Regions from separate parts of the Homo sapiens genome. Here region 1 is linked to region 2. A link is a loop called in an ENCODE intact Hi-C map of the cell type or tissue named here. Cell type or tissue: PC-9. All regions are shown on one strand.

Region 1 (8,000 bases), 86 kb before region 2:
CTGCTGAGGAGGGATGGTGCACTTCATATTGCACTGGCTTCAAAACAAAGTTCATCAAATACAAGAGTAAGATTGCATGAGGAGTGATTAGTCAACTAGCATCAACTGAATGATTTCTATATGAATAGTTACTTTGCTAATTACAAACCATTATCACCTATTTATTGTAGTAGATCTGACAGTGCTATTACTTGCACAAACTCCCTGAATAGGTAGCTTTACTTTATTAAATATTTCAAGGAAACAAAAAGTTACATTTGTTTGAACTTTATCTCCCCAAGCCACACTTGCCCTAGAACAGCCTATTCTCCCCAAGGCAGTTAGAGTGATAACCAGCTCAATGCAATCAGTCCTCTGCTCTAAACCCTCTAATGCCTTCTCATGTCTCTTAGAGTAGTTCCCAAATTCCTCCCACAGTCTCTAAGGCCTTGCTTCCTTATATGGCACACTGATGCCCCATTTCTTGACCTCATCTCCTAGGTGATTCCCCTCACTCACAGAGCCCCAATTCCCTACATCCCATCTCCCCAGTCTAACCTGCTGTTTGTCAAACACACCCAATGTGTTCCCAGGTGAGGACCTCTGCACTTGATTTCCCCTTTCCCAGGAACACAGTTCTCCCAGCCATTCTTCATGTCCTGTGTCTCAGCTCAAACATCCCCTGTTCAGAGATTCCCTTCCTGCTCTCCTCATACAAAATGAAAACATTTGTACTAATTGCCTACTATCCCATTATCTCATTTTATTCTTCTTCAAGGCAATTATCTCCCTGACATATTGTATATTAATTTATTTAATTGGCTCTCCCTCTAGAATGTATACTCTATGAGAGCAAGAAGCCTAGCACAAGGCCTGTCACATAATAAGTGCTCAATGAACACTTGTTGAATGTATGAATAAATTTTCCAGTAACTTCAATTAACCTACCTAGTTAGACTTAGTTACCCAGGTTTTGCTGCACTACTCAATATTACTAGTTTTTTTTGTGGCATAGTTTTATTGTTTTTTAGAATCAATTCTCTGACAAATAAAAAATATGGTATAAGAAATTTCTCCAGTATAAAGAATTTTATAATCTGATTGATGGAGAATCTCTAATATTTTTCATCCTTAAATATGAAAAGTAGAACAATTTAATAATCATTTAATGAGTTTCTACCATGCATTAGGCACTATGCTTTCTATACATTTGTAAAAAACACAGTTCTACCTGAAGTTTAAAAATTTCTTGAATTCTCCGTAAAACATGGATTTTAGCCTAAGACCAAACAATGAGGTAGAAAGTAAAATTAGTTTATTTTCTGTTTCCCCCAAATGTATTGAAGACTTGATGGAGTATAACATTTAAAATATCTCCTAAACACACACACCTAAAATATAAACAATATTCTCTTCTTTAAAATATTTCTGAAAAGGACATGATTCCATTATGTTTTGGCTGCATAGTATTCCATGGTATGTATGTACCAGCTGGAGGTCATTATCCTAAGTGAATTTACTGCAGGAACAGAAAACCAAATACCGCATGTTCTCACTTACAAGTGGGAGCTAAACATTGAGTACTCATGGACATAAAGATGGGAACAATAGACACTAGGGACTAATCGAGGTGGGAAGGAGGGAGGGGCAAGGGTTGAAAACTAACTGTTGGGTGCTGTGTTCACAATCTGGGTGATGGGATCATTCACACCCTAAACCTCAGCATCACACAATCTACTCATATAACAAACCTGCACATGTAACTTGTGATTCTAAAAGTTGAAATTATAAATAAAATAAAAGAAAACTGAAGAAAAATATTTCTGAAATCCACCAACTCCATAGGATAAAAACAGCTTTCTTTTTTTCCCTTTCAATGGATGAGAAGTCAAAGAGACTTGACAAGTTGACTAAGTTCATACAACTGGTCACTCAAAGCCCCTTCATCAGAGCCCAGTTAGAAATCACTGACTAACTTTGAAACATTTAATTGATGATCATGAAAACAAAACAAAAAAGAAACCCCTGATTCTCATTATTTCCCCCCTCTAGCTATTATCTTTATCGTTTCTTTCAAAACTCAGAATCTTGAAACTAGACTCAATTCCTCATAACTACTTTTCCCCTCACAGTCACCCTCTATCCACTTTAATTAGAATCCATGGTGTGTCTCTGGGGTCACATTCTAATTACTGCTCTCATGGGCATTTTTCCGCCTCTCCTTAATTCTTCCCTTGACCCATTTGGTATATGACAATGTTAATAACTTCTCCTCAACCTTTCTCCCTCCTAAGCTTACTAATGCTTCTGTAGTGCTCCTTGTTGTCTGCTATGCATTAACTGTCTCACTTCCTTTTACCTAACAGAATCTTAATTTTTATTCAGGTATTCACCTCTCACCAGCAAAGGCTGGTGCCTCAAAAGAAGCTAAATCTGGACAGGTGCAGTGGCTCATGCCTATAATCCCAGCACTTTGGGAGGCTGAGGCAGGTGGATCATGAGGTCAGGAGTTAGAGACCAGCCTGACTGACATGGTGAAACCCCGTCTCTACTAAAAATACAAAAATTAGTCGGGTGTGGTGGCGCACACCTGTAATCCCAGCTACTCGGGAGGCTGTGGCAGGAGAATCGCTTGAACCTGGGAGGTAGAGGTTGCAGTGAGCCGAGATCATGCCACAGCCCTCCAGCCTGGGCAACAGAGTGAGACTCCATTTCACAAAAAAAAAAAAAAAAAAAAAAAAAAAAAAAGAAGCTAAATCTACCCTCAGCCCCAGAAGATGGAGGCCTAATTCTTAATCTAAATTAATAATTGTTTTGGGAATAATTAGTTTACCAAATTTGTGCCAATGGGACAGAAGGAGCACTTTGCTGGAGACTTGGGGGTAAGTTCCTCTTCATTCTTCTAGGAGAGGTTCCTATTCAAACTGCCTCTTCCGCTGAATATAAAGGAGGGAGCATGTAGTCTGACTTGTATTACCAGTCATTCTATCCCCAGAGGAGAAACAGATGTAGGACAAATTCACAGCCGTGGATGGCAGTGCAAAAGGAGACAAAGGAAACTGGTTTCTTGATGAAGTTATTGAGCTCCTGGATCAACCACTCTTGAGGCCAGTCTACCTCTGGAATTCCAGTTATGAGAGCAGATAAATTACAGTATTGTTTAAAAGTGGGTGGGTCAGGTTCTCTATTACTTGTAGTTGAAACCATTTTAAGTGATACAACTACTCTTTCCTGGTTTCTTGACGTCACGTCTAGCCATGATGTGCTGTCTTTGAGTGTCATTCTTGTCCTCTTAACATTCTGCTGTCCTTATCTGCAGCCTCAGCCCTTATTTCATCTCAATGAGGTAAGCACCCTTCTGGGGAAATTCCACATGGATTTATGTTTTCAACAACTATTTTTTGTTGATTAATTCCAAATTCATCCCTCCTCAGCCCTCATATCTCTCTGAGCACCAGAACTTACCTATAATTCTATACTGGTTATCTCCACAGGGATTTTCTATAGACTCTTCTAACTTCATATGTCCACAACCAACCCCATCATCATTCCTTTCATACTTTCTCATACTCTTATCTCTAACTATATTATTAAATTGGTCTCTCAAATCAGAACACTGGAGTGTGTCTTCAAACCCTCAATTTTTACACCGTTCACCAAGTACAATCAGCATTTCTAGCAGAATAGATTCCAAAGTGTTCACTCCTTTCCCTCTAATCACTCTTAAATTTTGTCATCATAATTGTTCATCTAAATTTTTTCCAGCAGGCTATACTTATAACAGAATCTTAGTTATTCACTCAGCCCTAGGTATATACCAAGTAGTAGGTGCTTTATAACTGAACCTTGATGAATGAACAAAGAACTTCCTGGTTTTACTATCTTCTGTCTTCTCTCTATATCATTCTCTAGACAATTACCCTAATTTTTTTCTCAAATTCAACTGGAACTATGTCACTGCCCTTCTGAAGTCCCCCTCCTCTTAAAAAAAATGGTTCTCCAATGGCTTCCATTCAACTATTTAACACATATCTAGTACGTGTCAAATTTTGAGCTAAGGACTTCAATAGAGTGAGCTTTAATTTTTTCCTTTTAACAATCATGGAATTTAGGAAAGACTTGCAAAATGGCCTTACCCCTGTCAAAATACAGATATCATCACATTAATCTGGATCCAAGAACCTGAATCTACTTTTTTACTTTGAGTAGAATGTTCTCATATCATTTCATGCTCCATTTATCCACTTCTGTAATAGAACTATGTTGAGTTAATTTCAATTTATACTAATGCATAAAAATTCCAGATAACATGATTGACTAATTGACACTATCTTGTACAGAAATCATGACGTTCAGAAGTGGTTCTAAAATTCAGAACTTTAATGCTACATTTTAGATAAGTGAATATGGTTTTGTAATTCCACTCAAGAAATTGCCTCTAAAGTATCACATACTTTAAAATTCAGAAATTCAAATTTGTTCATACTTTCTTCAAAGTGCTTTTCTTCCGAGGAAATGAGGATTATTTGAACCAGCACCATGCAACTGTTAATTTCATACTTTCATTCACTTATTTAAGAAATATTGTGTGTCTCAGCCCTTGGCTTTCCTTTACAGACAATACAGACAAAAATTCTCTGCCTTTGTGGAGCTTATATTCTAGTATAGGGTAGGGGGGAAAATATAGATTCCGATATATAGAGAGAAAATATGTACATTGTAACTTCTATTCGCTTTGAATAGCAAATTGCTATAGTTCAGAAGTTCCAAGGAGATGTGATATAAATAGATAGATATAGATATAGATAGAAAGGAGATATGATGCAGGTGCCAACTTTAGCAAGGCATAAATAGTCAGTAGAATTCAGACAGATGGGAAGAGAGGACAAGGGTATTCAGGCAAAAGGATAAATGTGAGCACCGGCACACAAGCTGGAAGGAACAGAGCTTGTTATGGGCAAGTGGGAAGAATGGGTTAGCTGAAATGGAGACTGTGTTATACAATAGAAAAAAGTCTGATTATTAGAGTAGCTAGAGCTTTTGAAAGCCAGGCAGTGGAATCTAATGGGGAAATAACATAATTAAAGCAGTCTTTGCAAGATTAGTCTAGCTAATCTGTGTTACTATAGTTTAGAAAAGAGGGATAATTTACTGACATAGGTTAGCAAGCTGATTCAACAATTCAGGAAGAAAGTTAAATGGTTTTTGACTAAGGTGGTGGTGACAAGTGAAAACAAGTAAAATACAAGAGGCATATGTTGGCTGGGATATTACAACTTGATGATCAGATTATTTCAGTCACATGTTCATTTATTCGTATTTATTGAGCACCATAATTTGAGTTACTCATATTTATTCAGCACCCAAAATATTTGCCGAGTACCTATTAGGTAACTGCTCTTGTACTTGTTACTAGATTCAAAGGTAAAAAGCCACTTGCTGTGGTCACAGTCTAGCATGGAAGATCTGGCAACAGTGCAAGGGCAGTGTTGTAGACACTTGGCATAGATGAGGAGTGGTTAACTTTACTGAGTTTTCTGTAAATGTACATGTATGCAGGAGATAAAAGAAGGCTTCAAATCTGAGTTCTGAGTTTTCTCCTGGTCAAAGTTGGCGAAACATTCCAGAAGATGGATGGACAGGTTTATTCAATGGCATGGAGATGGGAAACGGCATCGTGTGTTCACGTTCCTGCAAGCAGTTAAATATTTCTGCATGATAGAGGTCAGGGAGAAAGCGTGAAAAGCATAGAGCATCTTCAGTGCTATCCCACGAAGTCTGAATTTTAGCCTACAGGCAATGAGGAGCAAATGGAGAGGTAGAAGCAACAAAGCAGCATGGTCAAAATTACACTTCAGAAAAGTGTGTGATGACCATGTGGAGGCTGAATTAGAGAGGGGAAAGCCAGTCAAGGAGGCAAGATAGATGACTAAGTGCTGAGCTAAGAGATAGTTAGAGCTAAACTAAAGCAGTCATAGCGGCAACAAAGTGGGGGCATTTAGGAAGCAGAATAACCAGAACTTGGAAACTAATCAAATGTGAACAGAGGGACATTACAAAAATAATTCAGGTTTTGAACTCAGTAGTTAGGAAAAGATTTGAACAAAACAGGAAGAAAGTGGAGGGACTGTTTTCAGTGAAAGATGAGTGATTTAATTTAGGATGCCTTGAACTGAAAGAAGGGAGACTTCCAAGTAAGTGCTGATGGCGAGGTTGGGGGGGTGTCATGACCTTTGGGTAGAAGATGGATATTATTATATTACTGATTTCCATTCAGGTCAACTGCTCTGTGCACTTTAATTTCTTAGGTGTGCTTGCTTTGTTTTCCTAATTAGATTGCAGATTTTGCCAAAACATGTCTAAGTTCCTTTAACACCTACTTACTGAATACCTATGCACGTCCTGTCCCAGGCACTGATTACAATACTAACAGGGATTATTTCCTATTTAACATTTTGCATATGACAAAATTTATAGGCGCATATATATATTCTTCTGTGAAAGATTAAGTGGTCAATTAAACAGCTGGAAATAACACAAATGTCCATTAATAGGTGAGCGGATAGATAAACTGTAGTACCACCACCCAAAGGAATACTGCTCAGCAATAAAAGGAATGACCCATTGATACACACTTACAACACAGAAGGCTCTGAAAGCAACTATCAAGGAAGATCCATGGTTGCCAAGAGATTGGAGGGAGGAAGGTGGTAGTGATGGCAGTAGTTGATGCCATCACACTGGCTGTAGCAGGGAGGCACTGCTGGGGCTGCACACTCCATGGAGCGGGTGGGAGCCCCATCCCTTCTGAGTGGGCGGGAGCTCCCTGGATGCCACTGTAGCCGCCCAAACTGCGGCTGTGGATCCAAGCCTCCTTGTGCTCTTGAGGGGTGCCAAGAACAGGCAGAATCTGCCCTCCTGGGTGCAGCTGCAGCCACCTGACCCACAGCTGCAGACCTGGGCCTCCCACTCCATGGAGAAGGCAGGAGCTGGGGACAAGTAGGAGTCCCGCCCCTTCCAAGTTGGCAGGGTGGGAGCTTCTGGGTGCAGCTGTGCCTGCCCTCCCAGGTGCAGGATCTGGGTCGTCTCTGCCACTGGCACCCACGGTGCCCCCAGGAAGGACCCCCATCCTTATAGGCTGGGGGGGGGGTGTTTGCTCCCGTTGCCTGGCCTCTCTCTGCTCCTGGCACCTGCTCCAAGATCAGAGCAGGGGTTGGGGCCGAGACCAGGGCCATGAATGGCAGTAGGAGGCAGACTGATTCTTGAGCAGAAGGAGGAGGGTCCTCAGTAAGGCCCCACTTTCAGGCCAGTGAGGGCCTGAAGGCTGGGGGCTGGGACGCCAGTCCTGCAGACCAGAGTGGGGAGTCTTGGTGCCTCTTCTGGGCCACCAATGGCCACCCATGGACCATTTGGCAGGCACTTCCTCCCTCTTCCCCTCTGAGGTCTGTAAAAGCCCTGGGCTCAGCCAGAGCAGGGCATAGGACAGCCAGAGGATGGCCGAAGGGGGCAAAGAGACAACAGGACAACCAGCAGAAAGAGGAGCTACCCTCTCTGCTGAGAGCTGCAGCCATCTGGACAACCAGCTGCAGAGACAGGCTACTCTCTCCAGAGCCTCCTCTCTGCTGAGAACTGAACACTCCACGGATGACATACCTACAGAGAGGAGCCACCCACTGTGGGTCTCCTCTGAGCTGTTGTGACACTAAATAAAACTCATCTTTATCTTGTTCACTCTTCACTTGTCTGTGTACCTCATTCTTCCTGGATGCAGGACAAGAACCTGGGTAAAGGCGCCACGGTCACAGAGGTTTCTGGCTAGAAAATTGACACCCCAAAGATCCCGTAACAATAAGTAGAGAGGAATAAATTATTAAGGGGCAGGAGCAAACTTTTGGGGTTGATGAATAAGTTAATTATCTTGACTGTGGTAACGGCTTCATTGGCACATACATATGTCAAACTGAGGTATGTTTATGTGGCGGCTGATGGTTGCTTGCTTGTGTTTTTAATGATTTTAATGA
Region 2 (8,000 bases):
TGATAATCAGCAAAATTTATATTTCTTTGGAAATTAAAGGTTGAGGATGCAGGTCTTAGATTTACATTTTTAATTTAAAATATTTTAGTAAATCTTGTTTGTGTACATATGTCTATGCAAAGATATATACATCATACTTACTACGCATACTCCTCATAAAAGTATGGAAAATTCTAGTTTGTTAAGACAGATTAGCCAAATGTAACTCTTCAGAAATGACAAACTCAATATCTCATCATATCTGCAACTTTCCCTCCACATAACAGCTGCAGTATTTAATTAGCAAACTATATGAAAAGAGCATATTTAATAATTTTTCTTTCATAGCATAGTTTTACACAGTATTTTTTTTCTTTTAAATTTCTTAATTCCAGTGATTCATTTCAAAAGGCTAGATAAGATCATGGGTCCCATACATACACAAAGTTAGGAAAACAGCATGTTGAAAGTTAACAATTTTACCTTATTACAGACATCTCAAGGAGTATCTAGTCCTTTCTCAGAAATAAGAAATAATAAGACTGTTCCTTTCTAAAATGGAAGGCATCTATTTAACCCTATTAAGTAGAGAGAAGAAAATCTCAAGGCATTAATGGCATTTCTAGAAGATAAGCTAATAAGTTTCTCAGTTCTGATGATATTGATATATGGAGTAATTATTATATAAACACATAATTTCATACCATTCACATTGTTATAAACAACTGAAGATGGAATGAGTAAATGAAAAGATGCAACTTTGGTATGATTAAAAGAATATGTATCAAAATCCATAATTTGGGTTATGTATACTATATGCAAATTTGGATGCAATGTTATATTGAAATGTTTCATAAATATAATCTCTAAATGCATAATGTATAAAATATATATAATATTAACATCAAAATAATCATTTCAAATGCCAGCTCATTTAAAAATACCAACTTTGTCTAAGGGTAGTTTTCTGCCTTAATTGGTTTATTACCTACAATGGATCAGTTCCAAGTATAAATGGACCATATCAAATATATCGTAAAGCTGACCTGAAGTTTTGACCAACCAGATAAGATTAAAATAAATAACAAGTTATTATGGTGACAAGCAAAAGCAAAATTCTCATAACAGTGAAATTTAGTTTTGGACTCTTAAATTCGTAAAATTTTATTTTTCAAATATCAAGAGACACCAGAAATATTTTCAAAAGGAAAGGGGCATAGATATCTCTTGTCACATATATTTGAAATAACAGGGTCCTACATCTAGTTCACCTATTTTAAATGTAGAAATGGAAGATGTGAGATAAGTCAGACAAGTCATGTAGACAAAGGCTTGGGTCTCCCGATCTCTTCCAGTCCAATGCGACTTGGCATATAACCGTGCCTTGCATTTATCCAGTGTTTAAAACATGTCCAGCCTTTCTCCTATAAATGCTCTGGGTTGCTGTCTCCATCTTCACTCATACTGAATGAACACTCTCCTGTTCTCGCTTCTCAAGAGTAAGAGGTTGCTTTTAAATCAGATATGACAAACATCACCAAAGTAATGATTTCCTCAATAATGAATACAATTTATTGATAAATGGCTATCAAATTAGAAGATTTGCAGAGCAGTATTTTTCTGATAAACAAATAAAACTTTGTATATATCATAAGAGTCCATATATATTTGACCTTCCATCCTATCACTGAAACATATTTATAAACACTTATGTGGACTTTTACATATGTAAATATGTGTAAATATTTATGAAAAACATAGTCCTCCTTTAACCCATATCTCACTCTTCCTTTTCTATTTTGAAACAGGAACCACTATCTCAAACAGGAAAATGAATATGTAAACACTTTGTAAATAGTAATGTGGTGTGTTATTTGTTATTATTAGTCTTTGTTAAGCTTATCAAGGTAAGGACGCCGAAAAACAGTCTACCAGAGTGTGTATGGAGAGGGTCAAGGGTGGTGGGGTGGGTGGGGGGGGTGGTGGCGGGGGTGCTGGTGGTGGTGGTGGTATTGTTGAGCTAGGGGGAGGCTATCTGCTAGGGAACTCGGGAAGCACCGAGGAATGAAAAACAACAACAGTGATCCAGGATAGCAGGTGAAGCTGAGTTCAAGCATCAGATCAAGGTCTGTGCCAAGCCAAAGTGGAGCAAGAGAAAGCATTGAGCTCAAGGATGGCACAGGGTGGGGACAGAGTAAAAGTGTGAACAAATGAGTAAGAAATAAATCAACAATCAATCTAAAGTAAAAGAAAGGTCACAGGGTCATCCTGGTAAATACAGTTGAGGAGTCACATGCAAGAATTATATCTTTTCATATGTACAATTTTGTTCTGATAGATTTCTTCACAACCAAGCTTTTGTTAGGTTGATCTCAGGTCATTCTTTTCTGTAAAGAAACCCACCCCTCCATTTCCCCAGGATATCTGCATACATTCTAGAACTGTCCATATAACATTTGAAAGAAATGGTTGCCACCTTCTGAGCCATGTATAAATTAAATAACTCCAATAGCCATTGATCTGTAAATGTTCATGGTTATGGCAACTGTTCACGTCTCTATAAATTAGAAAATAAATTAAGCAAAAATTAATTGTACAAAAATCATGAAGGTCAATATGCCTAATATAGATAATGGTGTTCAAAATGCAGAACTATTAGTAAATACCTAGGAATCAAATCTGTACCATATTTTTAAAATATTGCATCAAAATATAAAGAAATTTTCACTTTTAAAATAAATCAGTGCTTTTTAATTTCTATCAATCCTAGTTGTTGATTTAGGTTATGCTAAATAAAGATTTCAGAAATCTCAAATCCTCTTTGTCAATACCTGTTAATCCTAGCCAGGCCCAGATATAAAAATGCTAAATAATTATTGTATGAATGATAAATTCATGTGCCTTAAGCTAAGTTCAGTTAAGCCCAGAGAAATATAAAGAATTATATATATATATATATATATATATATATATGGCAGTGTGTACCTTAAACTGGATGGCAGCAATATACCATGTTATCAGGTAATCCTGGTAATGAATGACCAAAGCTCAGAGCTCACTATAAAACAGGCTTTCCTGTCCCTTGCTACACCTTCCGATCTGAATCTGTGCTTCCTTCCCTTGGATGGACCCAGAAAATTGTCCTGAAATTCAGCCCACTTGGCTGGACTCTGAATATGTGCCCAGGCTTTGGGAAGCCCTTCTGGGTACTGGACCCTCCCTTTCCAGTCCCCAGAAGGGCTTCCCAAAGCCTGGACACATCCTTGAATCTAACAATGAATTGTAGCCAGTAGGTACCAGATCCAAAATGCTTCCATGGCACCAGCCACCTGACTCCACCCTGCTACCGAAGAAACCCAAAGAAGCTGGTACCAATCTAGACTGGTCTCAATTTCAACTCACTGTCTGTAATTTTATGATCTTGATTTGGGGCTCTGCCTTAGGGTCCATAAGTTACCCTTAAGCCCTGATGATTCCAAGTTAGTGCTTTCATGTCAGTCAGCCTCTTTAGAGGCCCAGCATGTTTCAAATGACTTGTCAAGATATTTATGAGACAATTCAGCAGCATTAGACCAAATCCTGTCATAAAATTCATCCTGAATTTGACCATGAGAAGACATGATACAAAAGTAAATAGTTTGAAAAAATGTATTCAGTCACTTGGGGAGACTGCTGAAAATCAAATTTCAAAGATGCTATCCATTCCACACTAACTATTTCACTTGTTGAATGGTAAGTTTTTTTTTCCCCTTAAGTGGTAGTTGGCTTAAAGCCACCGTCCCCATTAGCTCCATAGTTGGTGAGAAACAGTGGAGATTGTTTGTCCTGCTTATCTAGAAATCCTGCCCTCCACTAGCTATTCATTTGTGAGTCAATGTTTTTTTTTTAATGCAACTATTGCAAAAGTCCTTTGTTTCAACATTAGAAAAGAATTTTCTAAATTCTGTTCAATGTTACACCTTTAAACTAGAATTTATTAGGCTATTCTTATTTGGAAGTCCATAAAGCTAAATCCAGCTGGAATTTAAAATTTAATGTTATAGTGGATTTCATAAAGGGCTCCACTGTTAATGTTTTATCCACATCTCTCAGAATAGTTCACAGATTATTTTCATCTGTTTTGTTCATGCTTTATTCCTGCGTACCTACAAAGTGTTTGGAACATGGTAGGTATCCACTAAATGTCAGTGGAATGGATAAATGATTTGATGGACAGGTGAATGAATTTAACCTATATGGTAATTTAAATTTTAAAGGTAAGTGGAAAAGCCAGGATTTATTCTCATGCCACATTTTGATCAAAGCAACTATTCTTTCTACTTTAACCTGTGAACTATTCCCTCAGGTAGCCTAGGCAACTGTTTGCTGTGTTTACTCAGTTCCTCAATTTGCAGAATCTTCCTTGGATGGTTGGAAGATCTTCTCTTAAAATGCATGTTCTGGGTCTTCAAACCCAGGGTTCATGTCCAGGGTCTATGCCATAGCAAGTATAAACATAGAAGCTAGACCTTAGCATTTTCTAAGTTTTGCGCTCCATGATAAATAACTTCTATTTAAAATCCAGTCCATTAGCAAGCCGTGTTGGCTAAATCTTCAGAATACATCCATACTTTAACTGCTCCTTCCCACCCCTTCTAATTTCAGGCTGCTCAGTGGCACAGGCTGAGCAGCCTGGATATGATTCCTTTCTTCACACAGCAGCCAGAGGGACTCTTTCGAAAAGTTAGATCAGCAGTCCACTCTTCTGATCTTATCCTCCAGTGGCTTTCCATATGACTCACAGCAAAAGGCAAGGTCTTTATTGGCCCACAGGGCTTGATATCAAAAACTTCACCACTCCCTCTGACCTCAGCTTCGAGTCCCTCTCCTCACTTTCCCTCCTCTGCCGCCTCTTGGCTTCTTTTCTGTTCTCAAGCACAGTTCTGCCTTGGGGCCAGTGCACATCCTTCCCTGGAATGCTCACTTCCCAGATACACATACACTTCCTTTTCTCATGTCTATGAAGTCTCTGTATAAACACCACCTTATCAATGGGGCTCACCTACCCTAATTTAATTCTCTCTCACCTCCTTTTCAGCTGCGTCTTTCTTGTAGCACTTATCATCATCTGACATGCCATATATTTTGTTCATTTATTTATTATTTTTTGACTCCAAACAAATGTAAGCACTACTTTATGTAGATGTGAAAAGAGGCAAAGGCAGCAGAAGAACCATTCTTGCATTCAGAGGGATAGTCCAAAATCAATTTGGCAAAGAACAGGACACAGGATTATACCATCCGTTGCTTCACTTTTAAATGGTTTTTCTGTGTCTATACCTACAGTCCCTCTAGTACACAGAAAAAGCATGGAATGACTTTTGCCCATGTTTTAACACATTAAGCCTATATATAGTCTTAACATTAGAGACAATTTCGTTTTAACCCCTGTAATGGATATGATTACTTCTGATAGTGTGACGTAACTTCCCCTTCTCTTTTAAGTCTTTTCACCACTTATATTAGTACTAACCTCTACCCCTACTGGTTGCTAAATTCTATCAAGCCCAGGAGCACTCTTCCAAACCTACTTGTTGTTTTTAGCAACTACTTTATGCACCTCTGTAATCCATCCTTGGCCACCGTCCCTGATGATTTGACATCATGTTACTAAGCATTTCTGCCTTGTAAGCACAGTCCTTCGCTGCCTCAAAGTCAGCGTCCTCCCAGTTTTTATCCACTTTGGCTACCTATAAACACCTACCTGGACTTGTCCTAACTTGTTATTAATCAACCAAGAGTTCAACCAAGTTAGAACTCTTAATAGTCCCTCTCTAAATACAATGTTTTCTCTTCTTATCACCTCAAAAATCACAATTCTATTGAGCATTCTGCCCTGACCACTTACCACAGGCCCTTTCTGGCTGTCGTGTTTCATTAGGCAGCCAAGAATCCATGGTCATCCTTTCAGAGCCTAATTTTTCCAATAAGCAAGTATAACTTATTCCCCCCATTTCTCTTGCATATTTCCTTCTCCTCTCCAGGGACAACCTCTGCTTTACAGACACATGTTATCATATTTCCCCAATTCTAAAAACAAACAAATTTAATATTCTTCCACTAATGGCTCTGTACTACCTCTATCCATACAGTCTGACCTAACTGCAACCATTACACACTTGCTGGTCTTTAAAGGCAAACAGTGAACCTCACACTGGTATTCATAGCAACTGCTTAGGTACTTTGAATATACAGCTCCACTCATTCTACCAGCTCTTTGAGCTTGGTATTTGAACTTGTCTCCTTCAGAGATGCTAACCAAATGGGCCTGGGGTCTATCTTGATGCACTTTATTACCTTGTCCTGCTTCAGTTCCTTTTCCCAACTACTTAGCTAGTTCCCTATACAGGCTATCCAAACTCTCACCAAACAATGATTTCATCAATAATAACTTATGTAGAGACATATGACAAGTTTGTGGCCAGGTCTCCTGATACACAGCACATGCTTTCCTTACCTGACCCTGCACCCCGAGCACTGATTTCAGCACCTAATAAGGTTTACTGATAACGATAAAAATGAAGTGACAATCAATTTACAAAAGAGCCAAGTGATGCCCAGAGACACCACCTTCTTTACAGGATAAACCTGATTCTTAAGGGTTTATATTTTTAGTACATAATCCATCTGCCCATTTCTGAGAAGACAAAAAAAAAAAAGAAGCAATTGGTGATAATTTTCTGAATTGTATTATGTGTATGTGCATCCATGTAATATTGTTTAGTTTTAGCAAGAACTAAAATTGTTACCTCTTCTGTAGTCATCATGCTGTAGTTAAACACTAAGCACCACCAACTGGGGCTGCCATGATGTTTCCTTAGAAATTATTTTAAATTATTTGTGACAGTGGGTAAAAGTACAACACATCCAAAGTGTTGTAGCAGGATTCATGGTTTTATATCATTTTTCTGTGACTATAGATTTAATAGAGGCTGAATGATTATGATATCTAACTCCTAGAGGTAAAAATAAAAGGCTTAATTTGTATGAATTGTTATCACTATAAATAAGTAGAAAACTTCCTGACAGAGCCATCCTGGAATATAAATACACATTCAAGTGAAGTGACATAAACCATCTAGTTACCTCTCATTGAAGAACTATAGTAAAATACACATAGTACAAAAAGTAATTATTTCATTCACTACATGTAAGGCACAAACAGATTTTAAGTTTAAAATGAGTACAAACTATCTACATCAAATGCCAATTGATGTAGTGACCTTTTTTTCTATTTACTCATTAAATTGAGTGACCTTTTTTTCTATTTACTCATTAAAAATTTTCAATGTTTCTAAAATGGGTATCTATTACTTGCGGTAGAAATATTTTGGTAATTTTTAAGCTAATGACTAGATGGTAAGCCCACAAAGTAAGCTCTAAAGTAAGTTTTTAGCTTTTTCTAACTCCTACAAAGAATGAATGTTCTTTTTACAATAAAAAGTTGGAGAGAGAGAGTAGATGGCAGGCTGGGTAGTTACTTGCTTCACCCTATGCATCTGGCCGAAAACAGAGTTTCTGGTCCTTGGCTAACTACAGCTGTTGGGTAAATCTTTCACCAACTCAGAAAGTCACCCCAACATCTAAAACCCCAATCTGCGAAATTCTCCAGGTTCTGAATACATGCTGTGCTGACATCGGCAGCGTAAATGTGTGTGGTCTGAGTCTCAGTTTGTGGATATCTGAACAAATTCTGGAAAAGGAATAGCTTATATAATATTTTTATATAGCATAGTTTCCTAGAGAATAAACAGCATAGAAAAGTGTTTTTTACAACGTTGCAATTAAAAAGAGTTTATTATTTGTCTTGAAACTGCTTTAAGTGAGAGCAATTAGAGATGTGTATCAAATTAGTGCTACTTTGTGCAAAATTAATGTACTACAGTACTTTCTGAAGGTCTGTTTTTCCATTTAAGCTGTGTTTAACTACCCAATATATACAAATGACACATTTCCATTTTGATTGCAAAACCCATGATGTC

Evidence for each region. Hi-C counts contacts between places; a loop is a spot of excess contacts. Peaks named below come from ENCODE experiments on the same cell type or tissue, not always from the same donor. Only the 100,000 strongest peaks of a DNase experiment are listed, where the experiment ranks them.
Region 1: a loop joins it to region 2, with 12 times the contacts of the local background. A loop is called at or near these places in 2 of 110 quality-filtered maps.

The regions. Positions count from the first base shown.
Region 1 is chr6:133,423,639-133,431,638 of GRCh38, reverse strand. The region is part of intron 3 of EYA4 (EYA transcriptional coactivator and phosphatase 4); the gene reads right to left. Among named protein-coding and RNA genes, the nearest start is that of EYA4-AS2, 29 kb to the left of the region's middle. In PC-9, no CTCF peak of the experiment used is centred here; no DNase peak of the experiment used is centred here.
Region 2 is chr6:133,337,527-133,345,526 of GRCh38, reverse strand. The region is part of intron 2 of EYA4 (EYA transcriptional coactivator and phosphatase 4); the gene reads right to left. Among named protein-coding and RNA genes, the nearest start is that of EYA4, 100 kb to the right of the region's middle. In PC-9, no CTCF peak of the experiment used is centred here; a DNase peak (open chromatin) is centred at 3,756; H3K27ac peaks cover 532 bases.